2 separate regions of the Homo sapiens genome follow, and region 2 is linked to region 1. A link is a loop called in an ENCODE intact Hi-C map of the cell type or tissue named here. Cell type or tissue: Calu3. All regions are shown on one strand. Links, peaks and the distances in the headings refer to the core of each region. The heading gives the core; the rest is flanking DNA. Region 1 overlaps LRP1B (LDL receptor related protein 1B). Region 2 overlaps LRP1B (LDL receptor related protein 1B).

Region 1 (16,779 bases), core at 9,575-12,074:
GCAGTTGAATTGAGAAGCATCTTACTTAATACCTCATATTTTCTGACTGTAACCACTTGTTTCAAATTCCTATCAGGAGTCTCACAATAACTTGGCCTATATAGCTAAATGAGTAAAGTAAAACAAACAGCTCTCTGAAGAATGGATTGCCTTGGTTTCACATATTCTTCTTTTAGAGCAAAATGTTAGACCTACTTTAGAAAAATAAAATTATAAAACTTTAAAGTTAAAAGTAAAACTACCAGAAACTTCAGATTCATTATAAATCTGAAAATGAATTTGTCAATGTTCGATCTTATTACCTTATTTATATCAGATAGCTATTTAGAGTTTACAAAACACTTTCACAAAAGATTTTCTATTTGATATAATCATAATATATCTGAGATAGAATTTTTGCATTGAAATTGCCTTATGTGTAGGTTAAAATAGTCAAATATTGTCAATTTTGTATTCTTCAACATAATGATACCCATTTTAGAGAGGAGTAAACCCAGGCATAAAAAATAATTTTAAAAAACCCTTATTACTAATATATGGCCACCAAATTCATTTGCAAAATTAATAGACAAAAGTCACATCATCAAAGCCTTTTCTATTAAATTCTCAACAACAAAAAATAAACTAGAAATGAATATCCTTCATTGAGGGTTTGAGTACATTACAAAGAGCAAGTATTTCATATAAAGTAAATTGCTTTTGTCCATGCCTTGATTTGTTTAAAAAGATAATTTCAAATCTGAAATTCCTTGCCTGTCAGTGGGTTAAATGTCTGCTCTTCCTCCTAGAACCTCTGTCACTCAATGAAGAGTTGTAATAAGTGGAAGGTACCCATACTGCAGCTTATTTCTAAATTATTGAGCATTTCCTACCAGCTTTTATTTAAAAATAAAACAAAATAAAACTTTTTTTCCTCTAAATCCTGAAAAGTATTTTTGATAATCATTTGCTAGAATACAACATATGATTATTATGGATCTTCAGGGTGATAGATGACTCATTTGCTTGTTGAAAATCACATGAAAGACCCTTCTTAGGCCAAGTCTGTGCCTTACACATCTCTTTATCCCCTGCTCTGTGAGCACAGTTCTTTATACATAACAGATACTTAATGGATTTTCTGAGTTGAGTTGAATTAACACACACACACAGACACACACACACACACACACAACCTCTTGGGTTTAACATCGAAGGATGTTTTTGTCTTTAAAATGTTATCAAGACATGCATTAGTTATTTTTGATTTAGTGCTTTGGATTTCTTCAGGACAATGTGCTTTTCCTTTGTCACTAAAGTACTTTGATCCAGTAATCTTGAGACCATGATAGAGTACATGCATGACAATGGCATACGTGATTCAATCCTTTGGGAAGAAGATGTAGTCATATCCCAAGTGAGTGTGAAATTGTATTCCTCCCTCTCTCACTTTAGTATGAGACAAATATGCTTGCTGCCTCATTTTTAATTGAAAACTTTTAGAATATCTAGCAAATGTTTTGAAAGAGAATGCATAGAGACCCCTAAATAAAATTTGGAGAGTCTGTAGAGGGAAAATGTTATACAGTACAACGTTGTGGGGATTTGGAAAAGCCCTAAGACCTTTCTTTTCTTATTCCTTTTCAGTTTAGAAGGCTTTATTCTCTCTTTTAGGACAATTGAGTGAAAAAAACTTACGGATGATTTTAACAGGTCACAAATATGTTTCCTGGTTTTGAACAAGGGCGTCTATATTATCTCAAAATTGTGTTAAAGATGGAGCATTTAGCAACCAGGAAGACAATGAGTGTAAAACACAAAATTAACTCATCAAGTTACTGTAATTTTCTCTCTTCTTGTCTCCAGCTGATTAGTGCAAATTAACCGCCTGAGCAGTTAGCCTGCAATATGGAAATCTTAGCTATCTGCTGAGAAGGCAGACTTTTTTCTTTGTTTTAACTATATCTATGTAGAATTCCAGAATTCTTGAATGACATTGCTGTATTTCTTAACGCTGCTTTGAACTTAAAGGACATGTTTGTATGTCTGTTTTGAGCTTTGAGAATTTATTAACCTTAATATTATTATGATTATAATCTTTATAAATTCCTTTATAGGAATTCAAAAGAAAAAAAGGGAAATAAAATGCTTAGATACCTCATCTCTTAATTGAAGATAATAACTATCTCACTAGATTATTGTGACAGTTAAAAACTAAATAATGTGTGGAATAAATGTTTAGAATACAGTGTGGTCCAGAGTGTGCATTTGATATCCTTTTAAAATTGTTCTTATTAGGCCATTGAATTTGATTCAGTGAAATGTACTACTTATTTCAATCTCTTCGCTCTCAGAAAATGAGATATGTAGGCAATTTCTATCCATTACATTTCATATGGTCCATAGAGAGCTTGAAAAACAAGAACTAGTTTACAAAAAAGTCAGCTCTTGACCAATTATTAGAAATAGAATGATGTGTTTTGTTAAAAAGAAAGTTGAAAAGTTAACTAATCTCAGAAAGGAAACAAGTGGTATACCTGGTAGGAAATAAACTATAATTTTTTTGGAGGTGCATCTACAAGGGATAATCAAAGTTTTGTAATAAGATGTGATAAATATAACTGCCTGAAACAAAAATCAAGAAGAGTTTTTGTTTCTGCTGTTTTTTTCCTTTATCTATAAAATAATTGGCAGCCATTTCTAGGTTTAAAAAAATTAGTGCAAACTGAACATTGAATATTTTTGAAGCATCAAAACTTTACCTTTTATCTCTGAATGCATTAAAATATTCCATCCTATACACAGTTTCCATGTATAGTAATTAATGCATTTGTTTGGTACAAAGTTTTAATCAAGAATAATGTACCAGGCTTTTTCCTTGATGTTGGGAGTTAAGCACTGAACAAAGACAGTTTAGTTCCTGCACTCAAGTAACTTATTGGAGCAAGGAAGACATATATGATGATGAGTTATATGAAAGAGACATCCAAGGGAAGTCTAAATGTATTTTTGTAAGGACAAACCAAATGCTTATTTTTAAGATTTAGTGAGTTTTAACAGACTTAGAAACAAATAATATATCTTAAGAGCATACTCATGCCAGGGAATGACCCATTGCCTCGATATTTTTCAAACTTGCATGATTTGAAGGATTTGGTTAAAAATGCTGCTAACTCCATTGCTTACTTGGAACCACACTAAAGCATTGCTCTTCAATTTTACCTCTTGAAATTATTTGTCTACAAATACTCAGATTTTAAAATGTTGTATTATTTACCCCAATTATCAGCTCAACATTCCTTAACCACGAAGTTAAAAATCACTGTGTAATTGGAGACAGAAAGTGGTGAGGTAGTCTAATAAATTTAAACTATTGTGATAGGGTCTATCTGTGATTTTTTTAAACCTTCTAATTTTTGTGTAATTGCTTTCTTATTTTTCATTTTCTCCACTTTCTATTAAATCATTCTGATTAAAACTACTTGCCATCTGTCCCTTGATATCTGATTCAACCTGATTTAAAAGCATGTTTAAAGACTACAGTACTAGTGTTTTAAAAGAAACTCCACTAAAAGTGACACAAAACACCAAGAATTATCTCTAAGAACAGTAGTATTTAAACTCAACCACACTTAAAATGATTCTTTTGAATTGTTAAAAAAAAAAAAAAAAAATGAAGTAGCCAAACATGTAATTCTTATCCTACAGAGGCAATATTATCTTTCTATTTATAAAATAGAAGAAATCACTTCAGTTATATTGATATGGAGATAGAAAAGTGTTAGTGACAAAAGTCAATGATAAATGAAAAGATACTTGGGGCATTCCTGAATTTGCTTGTAATCGTTATTAATACATCTAGAAAAAATGATTAAGGAAGATTTTAATAAAATATCTTATAAAACTGAGAGATGTAAACTGAATGGACAGATAATGTTACCCACGAACTAACAAAGTTATACAAGTGGTCAGGGTGTTGCAAAATGAGCTGCAATACTGAAAACACACTATCACATAAAATATGCAATCCAAGGAAAATCCAATATACAATCAATGTGTGGTAAGACTATGGAAAGTCATCTCGTAGAAATAAGAGTAAAATATACTTTCCAGTCTTTGTTGGACAAAATGGTTTTTGTCAAGGTGAGATTAGAAAAGGCAGAGTTTATAGAAAAAAAAAAATCATTCAGATCTGTTCCTGCCTGTATTACTTCAAGGAAATCAAATACATACTTCAGACGTCAATTTTTTCTATTATAAAAATAAAGATGATACTGGTTTCCATACTACCTTCTAAGGAGCCCCTGGGATTTGGTAAAGGTTTTTGGGCACTATCATGGGGATGGCGAGCCTACTAAGTTAGTAATTAAAACTGGGAAACTTAAAACATGTAGCACATGACTGGATAAGCCTCATTAAAATTTAAGTTAAAGATGATTATATGGCTATTAGAAGGGGAATAAGAACAATTATCTGGATTACTTGACTTCCATATTGGATTTACCTAAATTGCCTAGGAATATTATCAGAAACGATTTTTAAAAGAACAAAAAACAACACTGAGTATTTGCTTTACTTCTTTGTGAACATACAGTTACAAATTTTAATTCATTTTCCATCATTTAATAAGTTATGCACTTAGTATCTTTATTTTAAAATGAAAACGTTTCCTCTCATAATTGTTACAGATTTTAATATAATAACAAATCACTGTAATAGGCTAGAGTATATGAATGTATTATACAGTTTTTTTACTTTAGGAATCTAAAATGACTGTCACATTTAATTTCACATTGTCAAAATAAACATACTGCTATTTAAAGAACTCATTCTTTAAATAAGTTTCACAGGAAAAAAGAAAACTCTCCATTATTTTTATTTATAATGAAATTGCTTTTTGGTGTCATGATCAGAATTAGTACCCTAATGCAGGCAATACATGGGGAATACATATACATTCTATTTAATCATTCTCTTACGATGCTTTCATGTTGTTTTAGGATGTAAGAAGACTGTGAATCAACCCATTTAATTAGGGTGTGTGAAAGCAAAATGAAAATTCTTTAGTTTTTTTCTGGCTCATAAGCCTTCCAACCACACCCCATCTCTGCCTTTAAAAATGCTAGTCAGGTGGGGCGCGGTGGCTCACGCCTGTAATTCCAGCACTTTGGGAGTCCGAGAGGGGCGGATCATGAGGTCAGGAGATCGAGACCGTCCTGGCTAACACGGCAAAAACCCGTCTCTACTAAAAAACACACACACACACACACACACACACACACACAAATTAGCCGGGCATGGTGGCGGGAGCCTGTAGTCCCAGCTACTCGGTAGGCTGAGGCAGGAGAATGGCGTGAACTCGGGAGGCGGAGCTTGCAATGAGCCAAGATCACGACATTGCACTCCAGTCTGGGTGACAGAGCCAGAATCCATCTCAAAAAAAAAAAAAAAACAAAAACAAAAACCTATTCATTTTGCAAAGTCCTATTTAAGTGAATTGGAATGTTCTTGGAATGGGATGAGCCTGCAACCTCAGAAAATTAGTAGCAGTAGTGTCCAGGGTATTATCTGGGTTTATTGAATCCTTGTCTATTCCTATCACATGTTGTGTGTGTGCTGATCTTTAGCCTACTCTTGGACTATGTAGTAAGAACAGTCTGGAATGATGAAGGAGAGGAGTCAAATCACAAGGCCATGTTTAAGATATGGCTTCGAGTAACTATAATCCTTGAAAGTCCACATGCTTTTTTTTTTCTTTCAGAAAAAGAATATAAAGACCAAAGAACATTATCCACTATGACCATACTATAATTTTGTTTCAAAATATGTGCAAGTTCTAGAAAATGGACACTCCTACATTGTATTTTTGCTTCATTGGTTTTACTTTCCGTCATGTTTGTTTTGTTTCCTTCGGAAAGGAGTGTACGTTACTACAAGTGTGTTAGAGAGATAACTACCCTCAAGGGTGCGGTTTTAATAGAATCAAGGAGAGCTTTGGCATGCCCCTGATTTAAAAATAAATTTTTTTTTTTGCATTAGTATGCCTGTTTTCATGACATGTATGTGTGTATGTGCACATATGGACGCACCCACACACTTAATTACGAATTTTCCTCTGACAATTTATACAAACAGGAGGCAGGGAAATGCTGGGTAGAAGAGGGCAGTTCCCCAGGAAAGGCCCCACCTTCAAGCCTGGAAACCCATGGCCCTAAATGGGAAGAGGCATTCCTGTTTTCACACTCTAATATTGCCTTTTCCAAGACTACTCTGACCCACCACACCCCTATCCTTTGTTCATATAAACCCCAACTTCCACTGGCAGATCGGCAGATTGGTATGACAGAGGAGAGAAGAGAAGGGGCATCTGAATATCAAGAGGAGTTTTGCTACAGACAGTCAGGAGATCAGCCATGAAAGGCCAAATTCCAGGGGAAGATCGTCTTCACACTCCATCCCCTTTCCAGCTTCCCTTCCACCCCACTGACAGCCACCTCCATCACTCAGTAAAATCCCTGAATTCATCATCTAAGTCTGAGTGACCTGATTCTTCCTGGCCACCAGACAAGGACCTGGGTACCAAGAGAGCAGGGTGTAAAAGACTGTCACCCTGACTTTTCGCTAAGCTGATTTAACACTTAGCTGTCCACGGAGGCAACTGTTAAAAGAGCATTAATTGTAGCACACCCTTAGACGCTACCATGGGGCCAGAGCCCAAAAGAGGTTGCCCTGGCTCCTGCACCTGCCTGCCTGTGTGCCCCCTCTCCCATAAGGGGTTTGAGCACATGGCAGCCGAGCAAACGAGCCACACCCCTGTGGCAAGTCCTGTGAGGGGGTCAGTGAATTCTCCTGCTTCACCATAATTCGTGACATTTTAAAATTGAATTGTTTTTCATATTTCATGATAGCTCCATACATAGAATGACCTGTTAAATAAATGCTATTTAGAATTTCGGGGAATAGATAATGTTGCTTTAAAATTGCATGAGTTTTCTAACAGCTGAACTTAGACTAGTTTCATTTATATTACTGTATCTTTGTATCTGAGTGTCCTAATAGTGACTGCTACCAATAAGTAGTATAAGTATGTGAGGAAAGAGAAATGACAATATAATTATCATGACTTCTTTCAAGTTGGGGAAATATTAATAGCTTTTTGCATTTAAAATTAATATAAATTAACATTAAAATAATTTTTCTGCCATGAATTTAAGAGTAAAATATTTACATTTTTAAACACCATCTTTCCATACATTTTAGCATCTATTTCCAGAGGTGAGGTACCAGTGTTGGTTCTGCATAATAATAAAACCCTTTCAAAGAACTAGAACTTAAAAAAAAATGAATTGCAAACCTCATACAGTATAGAATTAAAATGCTAGACCATTAAAACTAAGCAGTTGTACAAACTTTAAGAAAAGATTTTAAAATTGTTTTTAAAGGGACCAAATGAATCAATTGTTATTTAAAAGAACCTTTATTCAGCATTGTGTTGGCTAAATACTTCATGTGAGTTCTTGTTTTAAGGCAAGTCACCCTCATTTTTTTTATTGCTTATTTAAGAAAGCTTTTTAGTGGATCTTTATTTAAGAAACACCCATAGTCTTTTTGTTGGTTTGTTTTAACTGAGCTTTTTAGTTGCTCTGAAAGCAGTAAATCTCTTTGGTTCACTGTGTGCTTTGATAGAGATTTTTTTCTTGCCAGCAATTTCTTGCTTCCTATTTTTGAAAAGACCAGTGTTCTGCCTTCACTTAAATGTGAAATGGAGAAAATTAAAAGTTAGTTTTATGTGTTTGTTTCTTTTAGGAATAAAAGTATAATTAACAACTTTATAGAGAGAAGGTTTGTCCACAGAGCTAGTGATTTCCATAGTATTAGTACAAATTTGTAAAGAATTTTGTAATATGCATATTATCAATTTGCCTTTTCAAAAGTCTGTATCAGCCTATAATTTTATCACAGGCTTAATTTAACAATTCTCTCCTTAACACTGATGAACTTTTTTAAAAAAATATTTTTCCAAATCTGATAGGTTTAAAAAAATGCAGCTTAATGTTGTTGGATTTAGATTTCTGGGATTATTAATCAATTTGCCTTTTTCAAATACAGTTGATTTTCATTATTTGCAGTAGTTCCATTCAGTAAAGTTACCTAGACAATTGAATTAGTGAATACTAAATCATTACTCCTAGGGGATGTACAAGGTTAGGTTCTTGCAGGCTTCTGGTCACAACATTTTATTTTCATCAACCGATCCATAATATAATCTTTTACATGTGCCTCTGTTGAAGGACATTGTATTTATTATAAATTGTTTAAATATTGACATTGAACTCACAAATAGCATTATTTTGTTTCAAAATATGTACAGATAGCATTATAACTCGTGCTTGAACAAAGCTTATTTTAACGTATTTTTTTCCCTGTAAGGCACATCACACTGGTCTTACGTTTAGGAACATTAGACAGCACCTCAGCACTACACTTGGGGGCCATTTTAAATAGCAAAATTACCAACCAAAAGCAAAGAATTAGAAAAATGTGGTATTAAAAGACTGTGAAAAGGAAACATTCACAGTATGAAAGCTGAAGCAAAGAAGGCAGAACATTGTCCTGCTTGACCTCAGCAGGGAAAATGGGCAGCAGGCAACTCAAATTTTTGATTTCTGAGCATGTTCATGAATGACCACAAAAGACACTGCTATTTGATGCAGAATTTCTTTTTTTCTTCTTAGCTCAGCTAGGTCTGGGTTCTTGTCTCATGACCAGGAAAAATTAGGCACACAGACACTCAGAGAGTGAGTGGAGTAGAATTTATTTATTTATTTATTTATTTATTATTTATTTATTTATTTATTTATTTTTGAGGCAGGGTCTCACTCTGTTGCCCAGGCTGGAGTGCAGTGGCTCGTTCTTGTCTCACTACAAGCTCTGCCTCCCGAGTTCACGCCATTCTCCTGCCTCAGCACCCCCAGCAGCTGGGACTACAGGTGCATACCACCATACTGGGCTAATTTTTTTATATTTTTGGTAGAGACGGGGTTTCACCATGTTAGCCAGGATGGTCTCGATCTCCTTGTGATCCGCCTGCTTCGGCCTCCCAAAGTGCTGGGATTACAGGCGTGAGCCACCACTACCGGCTGGAGTAGAATTTGTTAAGTGAAAGGGGAAGGCTCTCAGCAAAGAGAGGGGTCTTGAGAGCAGGTTCCTAGTTGCTGCCTTCACAGTTGAATCCAAGGGCTTTTACATACAAGCTGATAGGGCTGGATTTTATATTTGTATAAGGTGTGAATTACTGGTGGCTCCACCGTATTCCCCTAGTATGCATGTGGGTCCTTAGTCCACTGTGGCCATGTTTAGGCAAGCCCCGTAGTACAAGGTCCCTTAAGTGCACAAAACACAGGAGGGAGGTTCTCTGGGGACTCTTTCCTTACTGTCCACCTAAAGCAAGCTGGCTAACTCCTTTCATATTGACTGTTGATTAAAGGTGAAAAATTTTAAAATAAATATAAGCAAGTAAACAAATTTGCAAATATGAAATCTGAATAATGAGGATTAACTGTACTTGTTTGCTATTTGCATTTTTTTTCAGCTTTCCTCTGTCTTGGTTTTTCTATTGGGATTTTAGAATTTTTATTTGTACAGGCACAGTATACATTAAGTATATAAACTCTGTCATGTTTGTTACATGCTTTTATTCCAGTTTATTTGCTTTTAATTTTTTTCTGACATTTTTGATATTTTTATTTTATTTTTATTGCATTATGGTCAAACAATACAGTCTCTTAAATACGGAGGTGTTTTGACTGTGGTATCTTATCCCACGATCACAAGGACTGATTTAGCTTATTTCATGGGGTGACTGGCTGGCTCTTCGCCTTGCCATTTCATTCACTTCTTTCCAAAGTAGACTGTTGAATGGAAGAGGCTATTTTCCCCAGGTGGCTATTTTGTTTTGATATGTAAACTTTTAAAATGTGGCTATATATTTAGTGTGGGGACCCACTTAAAGCCTAGAGTTGGTATAATGATTGTTTTAAGTTGAAAATTTTAAGATTCAACAGACATCAAAATAAGCCTTCTCAGAATTTCCCTTATTTGACTAAAGGCAGAAAATTCTGGGAATGTTCTGCTATAAATCCCCTCTTAGGTGTGGTTTGACTCCCAGAAAGGAAATCAAAAGTGAAACTATCGTACATTCCCTCTCTAGGGTAGTTTTAGGGCCATGAACAAGATGGAAAAGACCACTTGCACCTGTGTTAAAAAAAAAAATCATGATTACAAACTTTCTTGTCTTTGTTTTCCCACAAAGCCATTTGTCTTTCCTATGGAAACTCTCCTGTTCTTCCCATAAAGGTTTTTCTCCACCTTCGCTTTTCCCTATTAAATTAGATATATAAGCTCCTAACATTAGCCCTTGAATGGACCACTTCCTTTGTAGACCTCATACGCATATGAGCAAACTTTTCCTTCTCTTGTTAATCTGTCCTTTGGCAGTTTAATTCACAAGCTCCTAGGTACTAAACCTAAATAGGAAGAGGAAAAGTTTTCCCTTCCCAGTATTAGTTTGTGATAATATATTATGCATTTTTTTGGCTTAATATAAATCTATTTTTGTGAATATTCTATGGATATTAACATTAATTAGAAAGATATAAAATTAAATTTATATCCTTTGGCTTTATGTGTAGACCCACCCACATGAAATGCCTATGTCCCTATACCCTAAATTATTTGGAATGTGCATTGTGTTAAGGCCTGAGAGGTTTTTGTAATTTTACTTATTTAGCTACTTTCTTGTTTTTTTTAAGTTTTAGCTGTCTTAGGTAACTATGCTATTTTGTTCAGAAAGTTTGAAGAATGTTTTATTTTCATGTAAGTAGTTTTCCCCACTCTCTGACTCCTGTATGGAGTTTTCCCTTTCATATCATCATTGCAGCCCCTGGCTCAGTTTGGGCTTAAGTGGGCTATTGAGCTGTCCACACAGGGCACCTTTACTCATCCTACCAGATAAGCCTTGAGCAATATGCAATCAGCTGTTGATTGAAGGCCCTCAGCCACTATCAAAGCTGACAGGGTTTATTTGCATTTTTAATGTGATTCTGAGTGCTCCCTCTAAAGGTAACAGAAGGATAGGCTTCCCTTAGCCTTCTGCTTAGCTTCCTGCTTTGGCCATGACAGTCTTCACTTTCCTTTTTTTCTGATCTTTTGATCTTATCCTCCAAAGTATTTTTTTTTTTTTTTGCAAGGTTGTAGTCCCTTTCTCCTCCCTACACTTAGGCAAGTAACTCTCATCTCAGGGTTGCAGGATCTTCCTTCTTTCCTACTAGTCTTTCCATACTTTGTTATACTATGTTTGAGTCCTCCTTTTGAGGCTTCTCTAGGAATTTTTGCTTAATTCCTATTTTGAAGTGAAAGAACTAAAAATGAATCTTTTTGGCTTTTGTCTCCTGGTATAACAATCTAATTTTTGCTTGATTTCTTAGATGTTTTTTAAAAGACTGGGGAAGTGTAACTGCCAGTGGGTTCATCTTGCTTACTTCCCAGATGGAGCCTATTTATTAAGAAAGGGGAATTGCAATAAAGAGTTTAATTCACACAGTGTAGCTAATGAGAGACCAAAGTTTTATTATTAATCAAATTGGCCTCCCCCAAAATTTGGAGGCTTGAATTTTGCAAACATAGCTTGGTGGGCAGGGGCATAGGGTATAGGTGCTGCTGATTTGTTGGGGATGCAGTCACAGAAGTGTGGAAAATGGTCCTTGTTTTCTGAGTCCACTTCTGGGTGGGGCCATCAGGTGGCCAGAAACACAGAAGTCTAGAAAGACATCTTACAAGACCAATCTTAGGTTCTACAATAGTGGTGTTATTTACAGGAATTATTGTGGAAGTTGCAAATCTTGCAACCTCAGAATAATGGCTGACAATCATATAACTCCACCTATACCTTAGCACAATTCAGGTTCCCATCATACTCCTAACCTGGTGGTATTTCATTAGTTTTACAAAAGGGGGTTAGTTCAGAGAAGGGCTATTATCATTTAAACTATCAACTAAATATATCCCAAAGGAAGCTTGGCCCACATACCTTTCCACATAAAGGACATCTTGTCAGGTCATGGAATTTTAGGGTTACAAAACATCTATCTTCATACTGAAGACTTTTTTAGTATTTTTCTAACATTTATTCATTCAATGGTATTAGACTGACCTAGGTTTGTCACTTATGTCTAAATATGTTTAGATTATAAACACATTTTTGGCCGGGCACGGTGGCTCATACCTGCAATCCCAGCACTTTGGGAGGCTGAGGTGGGTGGATGACCTGAGGTCAGGAGTTCAAGACCAGCCTGGCCAACATGGTGAAACTGTGTCTCTACTAAAAATACAAAAAATTAGCTGGGCATGGTGGCAGGCACCTGTAATCCCAGCTACTCGGGAAGCTGAAGCAGGAGAATCGCTTGAACCTGGGAGGAGGAGGTTGCAGTGAGCCGAGATTGTGCCATTGCACTCCAGCCTGGGCAACAAGAGTGAAACTCTGTCTCAAAAAAAAAAAAAAAAAAAAAAAAAAAAAAAGAAACAGATTATAAACATATTTTTGTCTGAATGATTAAAATATCTTTGCTATTAAACTTGTACCTTGTACCATTACTTGTTTAAAGAGTTTTCCTGGTTATTGGAGATTCTGGATTGTTGTTGTTATTTCCAGTTTTGTAGTTCTGATATAAGAAGTTCTAAAGGAAACACATTTAATGACACGGACTTCTTGGGAGGAATGCAGATTACAATTCCTCCTTTAGTGTTGACTTAAATATCAATGCTAGCTTTCTGAGGCATAGTCAGTAAAATCCAGTGCCCCCTAGTATTATTTTAATTGACTATTTTTCTGTTTAAACAAAATAAAATGAACATTTGTCACTTTTCAAGCTGATATAATGAGTACTTGGTAGCACCATACTTTTTTTCCAACTGTGTATTAAAAATGTGTGATTTACCAATTTTAAATAGCAAACTTCACTTAGTTACATACACGTTGAGAAATAATAGTGTTTTGCTATTCTAATGATAAGAATTGTTAAATAAAACTGTGATCATATCATAATCAGTTACAGCCACAAGCAGAAGTTGTTCAATTCCCACCAATCTTTCAAGAAATACTTTTAATAAAATCACATAAAATGTATATTTTCTTATAAAATCTTGCAGCTTTAGTGCTCTTTAATCAAATGGAATTTAAATATAGTCTTTCTTTCTTGTTTTTTCTTTGACACGGAGTCTTGCTCTGTTGCCAGGCTGGAGTGCAGTGGCGCGATCTCAGCTCACTGCAACCTCCACCTTCTGGGTTCAAGCAATTCTCCTGCTTCAGCCTCCCAAGTAGCTGGGACTACAGGTACACACCACCATGTCCAGCTAATTTTTGTATTTTTAGTAGAAAAAGGGTTTCACCATGTTGGCCAGGATGGTCTTGATCTCTTGACCTTGTGATCCACCCGCCTCAGCCTCCCAAAGCGCTGGGATTACAGGCATGAGCTACCGTGCCCAGCCTAAATATAGTCTTCCAAGTTTTTTTTAATTTATCTTTCAAAGATGGATACTAAAATTTTTCTGTTTTGAAAATTATATAGTGCATAAATCACCCTATAAATATAACTGCAGTTTATTTTTATCTCCATAATTTAAAACACCACATAAAAAATTTAATGATATGCTATTATTTACTAAGTCTTCCAAAGTCTGAATAGAACCCTTTACTTTTTTGCCTATTCTTTATTTTTTTTATAAATCACATAAGGAAGACTATTAGGGAATTATTTCCAAAGTCCAGTGAAAAGTGATTGAATACAATTTAAAAGAAAAAGTAGAATCACTGAATATATATATTGGTTCAGTAGAGGATAGCATAATACCAATGCAAAGAAAAAAAAAACAATTAGTTTATCTTGCATATATCACAATTCACAAAACAACTCTCATTCTTGAAAATGATAAAATTATTTTTAGGAATATTCTTTCTCATGTAATAAATATCACTGAGCAACTTGTCAGAGCCCTGGCATCGAAAGTGGTTGACTCGTGGATTGGTAAGAATTTACCAACGACAGTATATGTTTGAAAAAGAAAGTTTTATTGGAAAGAGAGAACGCTACAGAATAGTTCAGCGGGGCTCCTTAGTAAGAGAGGAGTGAGTGCCCTGTGGTGGATTTTTCCTTAGGGGTATTTACAGACCCTAAAGTCAGAGCTTATGAGTAGTTTGGACCTATTAGCTGCACAGGTCATGATAAACTATTACATTTGTAGACATTTTGATGTCTTAATGTAAGCAAGGTTTGCATAATTGAGTTTGGATATGCATGCATTCCAGACATGTCTATTTACTTCTGAATTCTTCAGATAAGGAGTTTTGTCTCTGGATGGCCTGCTTGATGGTCACCAGGTGATCTTCACTCTGCTGAAATTTGTTATAACTTTTATTTATTTATTTTTAAATCTGTACATGAATGCTTACATGATCAAAAGTTAGAAAATGATTTAAAAATATCTGGTTTTAAGCACCTAGGTGTTTTCCTTACTTAGCTCAGTGTTTTTTGGGGGGCATTTTAGGAGCCAAAAAACGAAAGTGAAATATTTTCTATCATTGCTTTTGTTCTATTCCCTAAACTATTTAGAATACAAAATGAAGTGTCGATGACATAAATATTTAATTTCAGAAAAATTGGTTAGAAGATAAGGCCTTGGATTTTTGTCAGCTTTACACATATGAGACTGAGCCTTTAAATTATATTGTTTCTAAGTAAAGTGAGATGAAGTACCAAATCATGAGTTTTATTTTTTTAAAAGTGGTGAAATACCCATTTAGAAACTTACTTGGTGTTCAAGCAACTTTCTATTCTGGACAGGAAGAGAGCAGCTGGCAGAGTTTGGCCCCCTGTGGATTCCCATTTCCTCCCAACTTTTAACTTTCACTGCTCTCAAGGTGACCAGCTTTTTTTTTAAGAGGATGATTGTGGTCCCTCTGGAGATCTCCTTGCTAGCTGTTGTAGTTCTGAATACTTATATACAAATGCCAGTAAAACAATAGCTATCATATGACCAAAAAAATACATTTTGAAAATCACTTTAATTCCAATGTAAGTTTTATAAATTTCTTATTCAAAACAGGTATACATTTTTTGAAAAGCCAGGTCCATCAATTTATGTTATTTAATAGCATTCTCTAAACAATTGTTTCAGAGAATAAAGAATCCAATGACTTTTCCAAAGAGTTTGACAGGTGGTCAATAAAATTCTGTTTACTATTATTGAAACCAGAGCAAGATACTCTGCATTTTCTTCCTCAGCTTTTTTGAACATGTTGACATAGCTCAGGTTAAGCTTTCTCCGTCTTATAACAGAAACGCAACTCAAGTTCTGCAGACCAAGTCTGAAAGCTGCAGTATTATTTTGAACTATAGGGCCTAGAAAAATTAGTTCTTTAAAAAGTCAGTCAATAACTCACAAATGGTAAGAGTAAACACAGCACACAGGTTTAAAGTGTCTGGATTTCTAGAAAAAAGTATAAAACTAAAAAAAAAATTACATTGAAGTAATACATGTTTTCTCCAAAGCACCAAAAATTCATGTATCTAAGTTGATTGAAATCAGACATTAACTGGATATATAAAATCCATATAATTTGAAGAGGTCTGTCAGTTTTTCCCCACATTTTGAAGAGGGCCATAGAGACATGAGATATCTACAAAAACTGATTGTCTTCATCCCAGCTATATGAAATACAATTCCAAAATGATAAATGCAGACTTTGATGGTTAGCAATTATTATGTAGTACTTATTGGATATTACTATAATACAGTCATCATGCTAAGCCAATTTTATTTATTTATTATTTATTTATTATAAGAGCCTTATGAATCAAGTGCTATTACTATACCACCACTTTATAAATGAGTAAACTGAGGTTTAGAGTGGTTCGAGTCCATGATCTTATTCCATGAATTGATCTCTTAATAATACATTTTGCTGCCAGTAGAAAAGATCATAGACTCAATAATCATATTAACGACAGGCAGGTGTTTTTAATGAGTGAGATAAATTAGCTGTAGAAAATCCAGAAAGGGGAGAATATATCAAATCTGGAGTACCATTCTCATTCAGAAGGGTGGAGCAGCAACTTAATTTCAGCTGATTATTGTTTTGGGAATAATTCAGACCCTTGCTTTCTAGAAATTTTAAAGATAAAGTATGAATCTGGATTTTTACATTGCTGTTCAATTTTTAAATTTCAGCAACCAATTAAGAATAACTATAGACCAAATAAAACCTGAACTATAGACTGAATCTAGCGGAGAAGAGGAAACACAATAAGAGAGACTATTCCATTCATTTCATGTTCAAATAAGTCAACAGGCATTAAGTCATTTTTAAAACTATTGCTGTTTTAGCAGTAAAATGACAGAGCTAGGTCATCTTCTTTATTGCACTGATAGTTCCACCAGTCACGATTCTTAGTGTTGTCTGGTTGACATACTCCAAAGTCTTTCTAAGAAATTTACATACAATTTTGTGAGTTTTTTTTAGTTGTATTGTCTTATCTCAAACAAGTCCCCCTACCCAACTTTTTGCTATGTTACTATTATTTTAAATTCAAATTTTATTTTAGATACAGGGGATACATATGCCATAATCCTAAATAAATTAACACAGGAATAGGAAACCAAATACCACATGTTCTCACATAGAAGTGGGAGCTAAACATTTAGCACACATGGATATCAGCATGCTATGTTATTTTTTAAGAAAAG
Region 2 (16,779 bases), core at 5,228-7,727, 450 kb before region 1:
TGAAAATGGCCAGGTCATTGTAAAGAGGTGAAATTGGTAATGCAGAAAGGTAATAAATGGGGATATTCACAGAGACAGGATGTTTAAATTTCCAAGATTCCCATCTTTGCTGTCTTCTAGCCCTGAGGCATTAGTTGTCCTAGTTTCCTGTTTAACTTTTAAATTTATTTTGAACACAGATAAACCAACAAATAGAGATAAAATAGGCCCAGACCTTTCTCTGTAATATTAATCTATTGGAGAAAATGTTTAGGATTTATAGAAGTTGGCTTAAGTTCTGGAATATTTAATTTCAATGTTAGTAGATTTTATTTTATATGGAGTTTCATTTTAGGAACATAATGGCATATAGCATATCTAAACCTATATCATAGTAAATAATCCTGTGATATCATCCAGTAAGAATTACATTTAACCTTTATTTTCTGCTATGCATTGTGGTGTTAGGAATATTTTAAAATATAATTTCCCTCATTTCAAAAAGCTCATAATCTTTAACCAAGTTCTACCCTGCTTAAAACCCACAAGGTAGACTAGTTAATTCATAGTTTGATTACTCAATCTGCATTGCAAATGCCCACCTTTTTCTGGGAGTCTTAGTTATAAGTAGCATATTTATCAATAGTAGAAAGAAAAGTAAATAGGAATCTTGCATGTTCCACGAGTACTACAAAGACCTTGCTGTAATCCAGCAGTTAATGATTATGGGGAAAATAGAGGTTATATTTCCTGACACAATTTCCTCTCTCATATTCAGATCTACTAAGTATACTTAATTATGCTTGATTATTACTAAATCTTCTGACCTGAAACTAGTTGGAGTTTTCTATAAAACCTCCTAAAAAAAAGTACTTTATTTTTAAAGAACATATAATTTCTTTAATGTCCACAATTTATCAAATTTGTATTGATTGCCTCTGCTACAAAAATTTTTCTCCTTTCCTTTCTCCCTAGAGAATAATTTATCATCAGTGTGCTAAAACATAAACAGAATTTCAGAATTTCATCTAGACTTAGGCCTAAATTCCCTGTAATCCACTGATCCAACTAGCTAAGTGAGCCAGAGAAAGGATCAGTTGAATTATTACATAAATTCCCTTTGGAAAAGTTGAATAAAATGCAACGTCTACAGGATATATACTCTCCATGAGAGTTGTAAAAAACCTACAAGCCTAGTAAATTGGAAAAGCAATCCAGCGGTTTAGCTATTTAAGTACTAATGCAGAGATAAGATTGCTTTTAAAAAGTATCACACCCTCTTCCCAGTATACTTTTGTTTCTTTCCTATTCAGGTTGCCTTGGGGAAAGGAGAATGAAGTTAATGTTCCTTTGACATAAGTGCACTATAATGCTGGATGCATTAAATATCTTAAAGTGGATGGAATAGTTAGGTAGCTAATTTAGTATATCGTGAATGGTTTTAGATAGTGCATGCAGCTTCTGTTATTTTTCTTAACCATTTTCTTTTCTTTTTGCATGTCTCAGGGGTCAAAAGAGTAAGCACAAAGCCCAAAGCAATTAAGAAGGCAGGTGGTATAACCAGAAGAACTTAGCCTTAGTCTGAAGTTAAGGGTACAGTTCAAGGTTTTGGATCATGGAAAATCCATTTAAATTCTCAGAGTTTCTGTTTTTTTGGATGCAAAATAAGGAACTTGGATGAAACGATTTGTTTCTACCTCGAACTTTACAAATTTTACAATATCCTAAATTCTGTAAGACTAAAAACAATTATTTATATTATACAATATTATATAGGTAAGTAGGAAAATGTATTTTTCAAATGAATTTATCACAGATTTCTAGAATGCAGTTTAGGCCAATTGTGCCTCAATTTTCAATTACTTTTTCATCCTCATGATCAATAAAAGCTGTCATTTACCATGCACCTACAATATTCAATGCATGGTGCTGGCAATGATAAAACTATTCCCTATTTAAAACAAATTTACTTTATCACACCAATGCATACCCATTTCTTAAAATTACAACAGATATCTACTACCCAAATTAATACTGACTTTTAACCATAAAGAAAGCACTTCTTAAAAATAATGATACATCTAATTGGATGAATGATATCATTTTTAATGGGATGTGATAACAAGAACAGACATAATCTAATCTGATATAAAGTGACACCTCATTTTATCAGCATCAATTTCATTTGGCTTAGATATGTTCTCTCAATTGTGATCATGGGCATATGGTTAGTATTCTTATTCACCACCGAACTAAATAATAAGGAAGTTGTCAGTTGCACTGCTGACAGAAATCAATCATAGACCTTTGATAGAACTAGTATTTTTCTCTGAGAATAATCATTTAACAAATTTCTGGAAAAATATTCACCATTCCTAAAACAAGTAAAAAATTTTAAATTTAAGAAATGAAAGAAACATAATAGTGATGGAGAATAATATTTTTAAATCTTTAAAAAAATGGCCAAACTTCAAGTATTAATATTTAATTATGATGCATCAAAATAGTGTACCAAAACAATTTAAAATTTTACATTAAAATTTTAGCAATCGTTTTTTCTTGAGTTTCTTAAAACCAATACTAGATAATATTAATAACCTAAGGCTAAAGTTAGGAGCAAGACTATTGACAAAAAGATACTCTGGTCTGTAGACTTGGGACAAAAATGAGGTACCTCTATTTATCAGTTCTTGATATTTTTATTCCTTATGGCCTTGAATAGATTCATAGCGCTGTTTTAAAATATAACAACTGAGCAGCATATTGATTTTTGTTATTGTGATCTTACGCTGAAGATGATTTCCTATTTTTCAGGCTGTTGACCTACTTAGGTCTTGAAGATACTGATTAGAGATTGCCAGAATCCATTAGTGCGTAAACATAGTCTACAGCTAAGATTGATCTTAGCTGAATTACTTCTTACTTGTATTACTGTTATATCCATGCTTTAATTTTGGCTGTTGAGTCATGATACAACAGGACAAAGTATCTTGGACTTAAAAACTCAAGGTTAATTTAAACTGTATATTAATATGCTCTGTAGGGCTACCCAAGACATAGTCATAATTTTGCTATGAATTTGTTATTGTTGTTAAGAATGTATAGAGAATCCCATTTTATGTGAAGAAGAGAGAAGGTACTGAATGTGATTTGATTTTCTAGGGTCATGATACTCCAATTAGGAACTCTTTAGGTACTGTGTAGCTGATCTCTTTTAACTTGCCAAGGGAAAAAAAATATCTACCTCTTTTTTCTCATAAGGCCTGACGAATGATGAGGAGATGCCCACCAGCAGCCTTTCCTAACATAACTTTACTCCAGCATAGGTTTCTGGCAAAGTAAATTAACACCCTAAGTTTAGGTGTCTCCTTGGTGACCTACTAGTTCACATCTATTGCTCACCTTTAAAAGTACTCTAAAGACTAAGTGCCTAATAGAATGCTGATTAGAAATCAACCACTTCAATTCCAAAGAGCAATTGACTCAGGAAAGTGAGGAGTTTCCATGAGCAACAAGTCATTAATTGCCCCTGAGATTGCAGTTATCATTGCAGACCTGCAAAGCCTCAAATTTCCAGATTCCTGGGTAATTTAGGTTGCAGGCCATGGGCAGAGAGCATTTTTTAGAGCAAGTGTATTCTGGCCAAAAACAACTGTGTAGGTGGCTGTGGCTGAATAAGGACCATCTGTTTCCTCACTGCCCACAGCCCAACTGCTAAGTTTTGGTTATGGTACCCACATGTAGGTCCCTATTTACATATTAGTTATGGTATAGACACAGCTACCATAATAAGATCCAAAAATTCAGTGACTCAAACAAAATAAAAATGTGTTATACACTCTTAGTCTAGAGTCTAGAGGCAGGGTGGCCCTCTGCGGGAATAGGAAGGTTTATTCCACAAGGTTTCTCCAGGTTTCTTCTTTCTCGTGGCTCACTATTTCTAAGGATGTCTGGATCTGCTGTGCACCACATCAGTGTTCCAGCCCATGAATGAATGAGAAAGGCAGTGAAGGACATGGATCTTCTTTTCAGGAACGGATGTGGTAGTTGTGTGAATCACCTTTACTCACATCCCATTCATGAGAACTTAGACATATTGCCACATGCAGCTGCCAAGAAGATAGGGAAGTGTAGTTTCTCTCTGCGGTTATTCACATGCACTTAAGAAAAAATTCTTGCATTTCACCACCCAAGGTTTTCCCAGTATGTTACTATGGTAATCCATGCCACACTGAAATGGTGGTTTATTTTCTTTCTTGCATTATCTCCATAAAATATGGACTGTTAGTCAAGAATTAATTATTTGCTTACTTTTCTTTCTGTGCACTCTCTTCGTTTCGTTGTTGTTTGTTTGTTTCCTGTGTGTCTTTGTGGTAGAGTTTTTTTGTTTGTTTTGCTTGTTTTTAGCCATTTCAGACATTTTGTTGAGAACAGAATAAAACCTCTCTACTGTACAGGAATCAGTAAGTCTATGAAACTTTCTCTACATATTCCCCTTTTACCGTGTGTATTTACTATTATTTAAATTATATTTAAACTATGCTTTTTGTTCAGCAACATCAGCAGAGAATAGAGTGACTATCAATGTAAATATTATTTACATCCAATCCTCTGGGAAGAGGAATGGAAGAAAACAGAGAAAGGAGTGATATTATAAGAAGAAATATGTAGGAGTTGTATAGAGTAGATCTGAAGCTTAGAACTTTTCTGGCTTACTTGCTATGGGACCTGGAGCAAATTACTTAACTTCTCTCAGCCTTTTCTTATCTCTAAAACAGAGATACTATTGATTACTTCCTGACACCTGTTCAATATTTTCAACTGTTGGGTAGAAATGAGCCTCCGTATATTCAGCCAAGAAAGTACAGAACTGAAAACTGATCCTACTTTTACCTGATTTAAACTCTCATGTTCTTAACCCATACTAACCTCTAGAAGTTTTCTTGGAAGTGATATTTGTTTAATAAATATATAAGGATCTATTTGTATCTAATAAAGGAGTTCCTAGTAGATTTTACATACAGCTGTTAATAAGTACCCCCAATCAAATCACTTAGATAATGTCTGGAATTTGTGAAGATGTAACCAAGTCTCTATGAAGATTTATTCAGTATCATGCAGATGGTGAATGTACCACTTTTGGAGGGATTCCCTATTTTTCAAATCCCAACAATCAGGACATTGACAGTGATTAAATTTCACTAACAGTGGAAGCTCTGTTTCTAAATTCTGCCTGGAAAATGAGTGATTTCACAAAAGACACTTGCCAAACTGGCATTCCTATGAATTAGTTTTGTGCTTCTCCTTGGGTAGTTTCTGGCAAATAGTTCAGTGTCAGTGCTTCAATGCCCGTACATTCTTACAAGGAAGTACAGCTAATTGTCTCCATTTTTACCTAATGTAACCCTGGCAGTGAACACATAAACCTATTTGTGGTAGTCCCTAGTGAACCACAAGATTTAATATTAATGGATAACAGGAAAACATTGAGATTATGCAGGCTCACGGGTCATCACCCATCATGATTATTATGATAAACATTAGTTTAGATAAATACATGGATTAGGCTATAAAACTCTAGAATGTGTGTAGCGGCCATAAACAAACAGAAAACGGAAAGTCTTCACTTTAAACAAAACAAAACAAAACAAAACAAAACCCTGCAGAAATAAAAGATTTAAAACTGGCTTACTTACCCTTTTCCTCACGTTAGTATCCTGGTATAGAAAGTGCTTTTGAAAGTGCCTGTGATTTGGAATGCTGAATACCTTTTCAAAGACTCTTTTAATCTGTATAAAGATGTAGAATATATATAAAATACAGTGCTCTACACTCACCAGGTACCTCATCAACGTGGCTTACTAGAAAGCTGTGTAGGAGGTTGTAATAAGGGTTTTTAACATTTATTCAAAATTTTACAAAGCATGAAGGCAATTTTTCAAAAAACACAAATAATTCAGATAATGACGAGCTTGTTCCTTTTCACTGCAGAAATTTTAGGCAAGATGACATTTTAAAAATCTTCTTTTATGAAGAATTTAGCCAAACGTATAGTATTTTCATGTTTACTCATTTATTTAACCAGAGATTGATTGCATGCCTGCTGTGTGCCTGCCACTCTGCTTTGTCCAGGACTTGAATCTTTAGTCTCAGAGACAGGACCTCAGAAACAGTGCTTGGTACATAGTAAGAGCTCAGTAAATATTGGTTAGATTTTAAAAATTGTTTTATTTTTATTTACTTAGTTACACATATAATTGTGGCTAAGTAATTTGACAGTACTTGGTTTCAATGTCACCACTCCTTCTGAGCATTTCATGACTTCCTCTGATCAATCTGATTGCTACAGTTTCTGTGCCTCACCAGCTCCTTGTTTGTACTTAAGAAGAAATTTGTAGTGGTGTTTGTTTATTTGTTTACATATATTTCCTTTAGCAGAGAAAATGTGTGCATCTGTATGTGTATATCTCTACATCAGGCATTCTGTCCATTTCCAGTCCTTCATAGAGTGCATCACAGCTAGTGGAAGTTGAACGTCTGGGCATCTTCCCCTTTGGGACTTTATGTCTTCATTCTGGGACAGTCACTACCAACAGATGGTGCTATTAGGTTACGCAGTTCCCAAGAACGAAGCTCTTCTGTGCATTAACATCACCTGAAGAACTTGATACACCACAGAGTCTTTGGTCTTACCTCTAAAGATTCTGATTCAGTAATTTGGGAGGGACTCAAGAATTTGCATTCCTAACAAGCACAGTGATGCAGGTGCTGCAGGTCTGTGGACCACAATTTGTTAGCACTAATGTAGACCACTAATTTTAAAGGAACAAAAGACTATTCAAGGCAGTCATTTTTTGAACTAAATTAAATCTAGGTAGGTATATGTGAGAATATTTATACATATTGGCTTCTTAGAAAGATTATAGGTCATAGAAACATATCATTAAAAAATGTAAAATCCATAAGTAAGGTATTTTGAGATTTCTTTGATTTACAGTGTTCCTGCTATTATCCACATTATTTGTCTTAATCCAAGTATGTCTTTCCTTTCATATATGAGTGGTATAAAGTTATAGTAAAAATGTACTCTCTAATCCTGCATTTCATTCTTCAAGAAAACAATTGTTAACAGTTTCTTACTTTTTACAGAAGTGTTATATGCAGATATATGTATCTATATCTATTCCTATAGATATATAATGTATATCTATTCCTATAGATATATAATCTATATCTATGTCTATTCCTATAGATACATATAATCTATATCTATGTCTATTCCTATAGATATATATAATCTATATCTATGTCTATTCCTATAGATATATATAATCTATATCTAGGTCTATTCCTATAGATATATATAATCTATATCTAGGTCTATTCCTATAGATATATATAACCCATATCTAGGTCTATTCATATAGATATATATAATCTATATCTATGTCTATTCATATAGATATATAATCTATATCTTGTCTATTAATATAGATATATATAATCTATATGTCTATTCATATAGATATATAATCTATATCTATGTCTATTAATATAGATATATAATCTATATCTTGTCTATTAATATAGATATATATAATCTATATCTATGTCTATTAATGTAGATATATAATCTATATCTATTAATATAGATATATAACTATATTAATATAGATATATTATATAACTATATTAATATAGATATATTATATAACTATATTATTATAGATATATTATATAACTATATTAATATAGATATATTATATACCTATATCTATTAATATAGATCTATAATATATATTTCTATATATTTATATATAATATAAACATATATAATATATTATATATTTTATATATAATATATTATATAGATATATAAAAATATAGATCTATATAATATATATTCTATATGATATATATCTATATGTTATATATAAAATTATATATTATATATGTAATATACACAATTGTTTTTAAAGATAGTTTTTTAAAGGTAAACATAGTAACCTGCTCCAAAATCAACATGGTGAAGCAATGTTAAAATAGCAGCATGAATGTTTCCTCAACTATACTGTCCTGTTTATGCAGATGTTTGCCTGTTGACCGAGAAAAAATTTGGGATAATTTGTCCAGTATGCACATGTGGCTAACTATTCCTGTATATTTAAAAGAGAGTTCATGAAGATACCCAGGAGACTATTCTCTTTATTTCCTTTCCTTCTGCACACCTCTTGCCTTTGATACTGATATTTTAATACTTAATTTCTCACAAAAGCAGCCAGTCTCAAGGTTTTATTCATAACCCTTTGCTTGCAACTTGACCACTTATAAACCAACATTATGTTTCTTAAAATTGAAATTGATCTTAGAAAACGCCCTCTTCCTTATCTCTTATTCTGCATGAGCTTGGATGTTATCAGTTATAGGCAGCAGTCTCCACTGGAAAGTAGACAGCCATTGTCTTTGGGAATTAGTCTACATTAAGTGTCCTCATCCTATAAAGTGCATTCATTGACACTAGAATCTAGCACTAGACAGGAAAAGCCTGACACTTTCCAAGGAAAGTTATCATCCCTTTCCTCTTTCCCCTTCTCCCACTACCTCTCCATATTGTTTCTTCTACATACTTAACTTACTCTGGTCTTCTTTCAATGTTTCTCATATAACGTAGTTTTTGAATCCCCTTATTATCCAAGTATTCTTATATGTTCCAACATATCAGTGTTCTTTTAAGAGATGGTGCCATGGAAACAGAAGCTTTCTTATTTTTTTCCAAATAGTGATGCTCCCCAATAATCCCAGTAGAATTTTTTTTATTGGTTTAATACACATTAGGAATCCTAGACCACATTTTCTTCATAATCCCACCATACATTTTTCCGCCAAGCCAATTAACTACCTGAATTTTCTCAAGAACATTTTTTTAATACAAAGGGAATTTAGAAACTTCTATAAATAATAATCATACATTTGCTATGTTATGAGGCTGTGAGCCTCCTATCACTAGCAGTGCTAAAGCAAGGATATGCACCAGATACTAGGTAAGCTGTGGAAGAATCTCATGTAGCTGGTAATTAGTCCAAATAGATAACCTTTAATTCTCTTTATGGTCATATCTACTATAATTTTACTATTACTTAAAATGAAATTTGGAGTCTATGATTTGTTTTAAGCATATTACCAAGCTATAGTAGATTCATACAAAATTGCTCTGTTTTAATACTCACAATGAGAGTTCATTATTGTGTCACTCAGTGGTGCTGGAGTACTAGACCTTTGAGTTCCAAAAATTAAAACGCTTGGGAAGGAAGTAATTGACATTTTTCACTAGAAATAATCTCATGACACCAATATAGCTTTTAAGTACAATTTGGAGAAATAAAAAATAATTTTGTCCTTGAGTCTAATTAGTTTCCTTGATACCAATGATACTGCATTTCTCTGAAAGAAACAAATGATAGGAACATAGCTATCCTGGCATAATAGGTTTCTAATGAATTACTGATATTCATATAAAAAAAGAAAGACTTTGCATTTAAAAAAGATTTTGTATTAAATATCACACTGTGATTATTCTCACAATTATTACAAAATACACTGGAACCCCAGTTGGTGCTAACAGTCAAATAATAGGCTATTTAGGGGGTAGAGGCATCTTAATTTTAAGTAGTTGTTAACTATTTACAATGCACAAATTCCATAATAAAAAGAAACTGAGGAATATTCCTGAACACCAAATTGGCTGTGGAAAATAATGGGGTGTTTATTATTTTTATTAAATGAGAGCATTATGATCCATCAATCCACAGATAAAATAACTGGTGTCTTCCGCAGGACTGTCATTTTCACTTTAGTATTTTTCATAGGGCCAAATTTGGAGAGCCAATGTGGGGTGCAAGAGTTGCTTTAATGTAAAAGCCACTCCTTTCCACACATTTGCATGCTATGTAGCCAATTATAAGAATGGTCCAGTTTAGGTTTGAATATATTCCAAGGAAGGTAATACAGACTCTTTGCTTTGTCATTTTGCCAAAATTGTTCGACCAGTAAGTTTTAATTTTGCTGATTGGGGGCTATTGATAAAAACTCCTAATAAAGAGGTCAATAAAAAAATTCATTTAACTGAATGAGAGTTTTGGTGTAACCTTGGATGGCATTTATTAATTTCTATAATGGTGAATCAAGAGCTAAATCTAGTTCATAATAACAACGTTCCCTGATAAGTTTTAGAAATAGAGGGCTTGAAGAAGCTCTTTTTTAAATGTTTAATGAATAACCTTGGACTATTGTAAAATACATTAAAAAAAAGCAAACAAACTAAAAAGTTCTATTAATATGTGTTATATATACATTTATTTTTATTTCATTTATCACAATTATTTTATTTCAATTATCACAATTATTAGCTACAGTGTCCAACTACACCCTTATTAACAAGAAATACACATCTATGTAATATTTATATAATCTTTGCACAGAGTTACTAAGGTTGCAGACCATAATAACTTATTTCCTATTTCTAGCACAGAAGCTTTAAAATAATATAAAAATATCTTGTAATATGCTTCTTAGTAAAATGTACTTATTCAGTATTTGTGTTTCATACTGATAGGATGTAAATTTTTATTGTATCTACTCAGATTATATGTAAATAAATGATGTTTTCTCTTGGTAAAATTACATTCCAAGAAGATAAATTAATAATATATGGCATATGACACATCATCCTTTCAAAGCACTTTAAGTGGGAAAAGTAGATGAGGACTTGTTCTGGAATTTGAAGGAATGGATGAATACAGGAAAACATTGGGGAAGGTAGATTGTACATTCTTATTTTACTGGTATAAGCAATTATTTAAATTAAATTTGCTTCTTTTTAAGTATTAAGAGGCTTAGAAAAAAATTAGAAAGCAATCTAGAAAAAGTAGGAGAGAGGTGGGATGTCTATTAAGAAAATTAGGGAGATGAAGAGGTTGAACGAATATCCAAAGACATGTATATTGAAGGGTAATTTGAAGCCTTTGGATAACGCAGAGCCAATAATTCTAATTCTAGGTTCATTTTACTTTACGTTATAGTACTTTTTGAGAAGCACTCTCTATAAGTTATTGTGAGACATTCAAAAATCAATTTGCATTGGACACTTTTTTTCCTGAAGGAGCTAAAAATCTGTTTACAAATGGCAATAGTTCTACGTATTGTAGAATGAGAAAAATTTAAAAATCTATACAAAGAGCTTATTCCAGGAGCTGAAGTGAGAAAAGTTCACTTCCAAATAGGATTTTAGGAAATTTAAAAAGGACAGGTTTATAAAATTCACCTTCTTTGTGCTTTTTCTTCTTATAAAGGTAACATATGGCTATTGAAAAAAGTTGTAAAACATCGGTAAGCCAAAACTAATAAGTTAAAACTGCCTGTAATCTCGCTACTTGGAGATAAATTAGTCATGAATTTGAGAGTCAGGGATGAATGAGAAGTTTCAATTGAAGCCAAACATAAAATGCATGTAGTCAATGACAAAATATACGTATGAGGATTGTTTTGTGTAAGTTCTAACTTAAATTTCTACATTTGAACGCAGTGTTTCTTTTTCTTTTTCCGAGACAGGGTCTTGCTCTGTCACCCAGTCTGGAGCGCAGTGGCGCAACCTTGGCTTACTGCAACCTCCGCCTCCTAGGTTCAAGCAATTCTCCTGCCTCAGCCTCCTGAGTAGCTGGGATTATGGGCATGCACCACCACGCCCATCTAATTTTTGTATTCTTAGTAGAGATGGGGTTTCACCATGTTGGCCAGTCTGGTCTCGAACTCTTGACCTCATGATCCACCTGCCTCGGCCTCCCAAAGTGCTGGGATAACAGGTGTGAGCCACCGCTCCTGGCCCTGAATGCAGTTTTATATATTACAGGAAAGAAACTTGTTTTTGCTTTAAAAATAATGACATATCCTCTCTGTTTTGTAATTCGCAAACACTGGCTACTAAGGCTGTTTTTAAGATTAAAGAAAACAAGGGAATAAAAACATATAAAAAAGAGAAAGGCCGACAAAAGATTCTCTTGCTAAGGCTGAGGAAGTAACTAAAAAGAGAGACTGGTATCAGAAAATACCAGTCTTTTGGGGCTGAACAAACATTATTTTCTTGGGAATTCTTCCAAAGTAAACTTTAATAATTGTAATTACTGCCTTCTCTTAAATGTATCATGGTAATATGATTACACTCTATTCCCCTATATGTTGCCTCAATCTGAAAATTAGCTAACAGTGAGGGCTCACTTTGTGCCAGCTTCTATCCTAAAGGCCTTATGTGCAATGTCTTATTTTTTCCTCACGATAACGTCATGAGGTTTACATTTATCATCTCCATTTTTGGGATGTGGATACTGAGAGTTGCTGCCCCAGATCTTATACCTTCCAATTCATAGAATTAAGATTGAAACTTTGTTGTCTAACTCCAAAATTTGTGCTCTTAACCACATTACTATATGTCTTCTCAATGAAACAGCTAATTTTATATAACGTAATTTTCCATTGAATGTGTGGCATTATATCTTTCTCAAGTACATGGTTCAAAAACTCATCATGACATCTGGTCTACTGCTGTAGTAGATAACTGTATATCTTTCCAACTGTATGCTGTCATTTTTTTTTTAACCAGCAACGTTTAAAAAGACACCAGATATTTCATACTTCAGGGGATTATGTTGCATTGTTTTAAAGTCTGGGTAGCAGATTCTAAGATCTTAGGACATGCAATGAGAAAATGTTAGCTCTTTGTTGACACAAGCAACCACATAAATACTGGATGTCTTATTATTCAGCCATACCATATGCACTGTCATTAAGCAGGATTTATACATACACCCATCTAATAAAGGCTCTTTGCTGGTGCCTAAACAAAATGATTTGCTAAATCAGCACAGTAATATGGATTAACAATCAAGCAGAGCAAGTCTTGGGTCATGTACCAAAAAAAATCCTACCCAAGGTCAAAGATCTTTATTGGAAATACTGAGCTGAAAGTTTTCACTGAATTTTGTTATCTCAGCAGAACAGTAACAATGAACAAAGGGCAAAAAACCTCAAAGGTCAGCATGTCTTTTGGGTAGCTAGCAAGCAAGTAAGCATTTCCGAAGCCAGATAAATGGCTCCAAAGCATGACCCTATGTAATCCACATCTAATTCACCACTATGCCTAAGTGCCTTTGCACATGCTTCTGGAAACATAGCCCCCTTCATTTTATCTACCTATTTAGTTCACAGTCATCCTCCAGTTACAGTGACAAAATGATAAGGATGACAAAGACTACAACAATAATGACAGCAAACTAACATTTTTGAGCACTGATTGAGATGCTTTCAAAGGAACATGTCATTGAAATCTCATAATACCCTTCAAGTTGCATATTATTTATTCTATCTGTTGTATAGATGAGGAAATTGACATTAGGAAAGGTAAAATAACTTTATCTAAAGCTACATAGCTAATAAGTGCCACAGCTAGATTTTAGATACAGGCCTCCCCTGGGTAACTTTGAAACTCTTGCTCTTTTGTGTATATTCAAGACATACAGCAAATATCATCTTCTCTGTAGTCTTCCTTGTTCCTTTCTCAAAGTCTCTGCCACTGTCACCCAACAGAGCTAGGTCGTCCTCCCCTCTTTGTGCTCACAGTTCCTCATACATACCGATTTTGAAAAATATATATGAAGATACAACATTCCATTTATTTTCTTTCTACTAGACAATAAGGCCCACCTTTTATCTTTGTATCCACACTTACTATAATAAATTAAATAGATAATTGATTCAGGATTAATTAGACCAAAGGAATAAAAGGAGATATTAAAAAGAAGGGATCATTGAGGAGATTATGAAAGTACAGCTACATGGAAGGTGAGGTAGGAGATGAGAAAAAGCATGCCTGCTGCACGGGACACATGAACCAAAGCACAGAGACGTAAGAGTCTATTGTCCTTGAAAAATGCTCAGTAGTTTTTGATGATTGGAGTGAAAAGTGGACTGGTGAAAGTGGGAATGCTAACAGTTACAGCTAGAGAAGTACCTTAGACCAGCTTGTAAAGGAGTTTACATGTCAGGCTAAAGAATTAGGACATCACTGGGTTGGCAACAGGACTGTCAAAGAGTTTTTACTGGGAAAAAACATGTCCAGATAATTGTTTTTAAAAGACTACCTCTGCTTGCAGTGTGGAAAGAACGAATTAACGCAAATTGGGAGGCCAATTATCAGGCTGCTGCAAGAGCTTTTAAAAATAGAAGCAGAGAACTGGCACCAAAGCATTGGAAATTAGGATGTAAGGATGATATTGATCTGACAGACATTAGAGGTGAAAGCATGTGTAGGGAGAGGAATGCATTTATATGTCTCTGCGATATCTTGGCCCATGCTGGAAAATGAGACTACTAATTAAAAACATTGAGAGAAGAACCAGTTTGAGAGGTAGAGTACAGTTTTAGATGCGTTTGGTTTACGCTGTTTGTTGGACAACCATGAATGTTTACCTACGACAATACTGGAAATTCCAGCTTAGACAACAAAAGATGTTAAAACTGAAGGTTTCCATTTGGGAACCATTAGGAAAAGGGATGCTGGAACTTTGGACATCAATGAGCAATACTAAGTAAAGAAGAAAGCAGGATCTACAACCCAATATGAAATAATGCTTTGTTTAAGTATTAGGAGGAAAGAAACAAGCCAGTGAAAGAAACAGAATAATTGGAGAAGTAAGAGAATCTGAAGAGAACAGTGTTGGATATGTTGAAGGAGCAGGCAGTTTCTAACTAGCCTGGATGTCAGCAGTGTCAGATGCTGAAGATGATTTAAGGAGGATAAAGATTAAAAGAGGGCTGTTAAATTTTGTGCTGCAGGCCTCAATGCTCATTTTCAAAAGTAAAATGCAAGCTTAAGAAAGGGAATCTTTTCTCCTTCCTCATTCATTATTGATATGTCTGGTAAATGATATGTAATTCCTCACACAAGTTGGTACTCAATACGTGTTTAGGTTGGCTGAATAAATTTGGTTTGAAGACACTGAATAAGAGTAGCCGACAAAAGATCCTTAGAAGAGGAAGAAATTGGTGGAACAATAGATGAATAGAGGAGACGAGAAGATGGGACCCATGATGTAGCTAGAGCAGGTAAGTAGAAAAGAGGAAAAAATACTTCTAAGGGGAGGCACTGTGCTTAGGATCAGCAGTTAGATACCCAGGGTTTCAATTCTGCTTGCCCGCTTACTAGCTTTTTGACCATGAGCAAATTATTCCAACTATCTGAGCATGAGTTACCTCATCTGTAAAATGGTGCCTACATGCCTCCCCCAGCAGAGGGTTGCCAAGGTGAGGTTAACTGAGTGAGTCTATCGTGAGTGGGTTCAGCTGCAAGTGATCAAAAACTTGATGATAGTAGCATGTTCATAATAAGAAGTGTGAACTTGGCAGATTCTGGTTTAATTGTGTCAAGGTCAGTGTGGAGTAGAACTTACCTAGGTTTGGGGGCTGGAGTGGTAGATCTAGGAGGAGGTGAAGGGAAGCATCACCAAGATCCATGCGGATAAACTGTATTCATTTTCTGTTGCTACTGGTACAAATTATCAGAAATTTAATGGCTTATATCACACAAATATGTAATTTTACTCTTTGCTAAGTCAGAAGTTCAACACGTGTTCCACTAGTCTAAAATCAAGGTGCTAGCAGGGCTGTGTTTCTTTATGGAATATGTGGGGGAAATCTGTTTCCTTTCCTATTCTAGCTTTTGGAAGCTGCTCTCATTCCTTCTCTCATGGCCTTTTTGTCTTCAAAGTCATCAATGCCACATCTCTCTAAAATTCTTCCGTTGCCATGTCTCTTTATGATCACAACTGGGAGAGGTTCTTCACTTTATTTATTATTACTATTATTATTTAGAGATTGGCTCTCACTATGTTTCCAGGCTTGTCTCAAACTGCTGGGCTCAAGCAATTCTCCCACTTTGGCCTCCTGAAGCGCTGTGATTACATTCATGAGCCTCCATGCCTGGCTGCTTCTTTGCTTGAAAGGACTCATGTGATTGAACTGGGCCCACGTGGATAATCCAGAATTATCTTTTCATCTCAAGGTTCTTAGCTTTACTCTCATCTGTAAGGTTCCTTTTGCCAAGGTAACATATTCACAGGTTCTGGGCATTAAGACATGGACATCTTTGAAGGCCCATTATTTTGCCTACCATGCAAACCATGGGCCAAACTGTGTAAGGAAGTAGACAAGCCTAATAAAACATAATAGAAAACAACAGTGTGGAAGTGCTTAGAAACTAGAGGCCCTAGTCATGAGACAGAGAAGATTCATTTGACCATGAGTAAATATATGAGATGGGCTATAGGAAGACTGCCACTAGAAGAATTTCTAATCACTGTGGTTGAAGAAGGCAATACATTTTGATGTGTAGGATTATAGCTTTTGATTCTTAATGCAAACATGCTTCTTCTTAGCTGTGTGAATCTGGACAAGTTATTTGATCTCTCTGATGCTTTGTGTCCTCACTTGTAGAAAGAGGATACTAGTACAAACCTCATATTAGTGTTGTGCAAATTAAGGGAGATAATAAATTTAAACACTTAACGGGGAATGATATGGTTTGGCTCTGTATGCTGGCTCACACTAAAAATCCCAGCACTTTGGGAGGCCAAGCCAGAAGGATATCTTGAGCCCAGGAGTTTGAGACCAGCCTAGAAAACATGGTGAAACACCACTTCTACCAAAAATACAAAAATTAGCTGGGAGTGGTGGTGCACATTTGTAGTCCCAGCT

Evidence for each region. Peaks named below come from ENCODE experiments on the same cell type or tissue, not always from the same donor. Only the 100,000 strongest peaks of a DNase experiment are listed, where the experiment ranks them.
Region 2: a loop joins it to region 1, with 2.4 times the contacts of the local background. A loop is called at or near these places in 2 of 110 quality-filtered maps.

The regions. Positions count from the first base shown.
Region 1 is chr2:141,104,111-141,120,889 of GRCh38, reverse strand. All of the region lies in intron 7 of LRP1B (LDL receptor related protein 1B), which reads left to right. Among named protein-coding and RNA genes, the nearest start is that of MIR7157, 530 kb to the right of the region's middle. In Calu3, for the core only: a CTCF peak has its summit at 11,096; no DNase peak of the experiment used is centred there.
Region 2 is chr2:141,544,795-141,561,573 of GRCh38, reverse strand. All of the region lies in intron 2 of LRP1B (LDL receptor related protein 1B), which reads left to right. Among named protein-coding and RNA genes, the nearest start is that of LRP1B, 580 kb to the left of the region's middle. In Calu3, for the core only: no CTCF peak of the experiment used is centred there; a DNase peak (open chromatin) is centred at 6,563.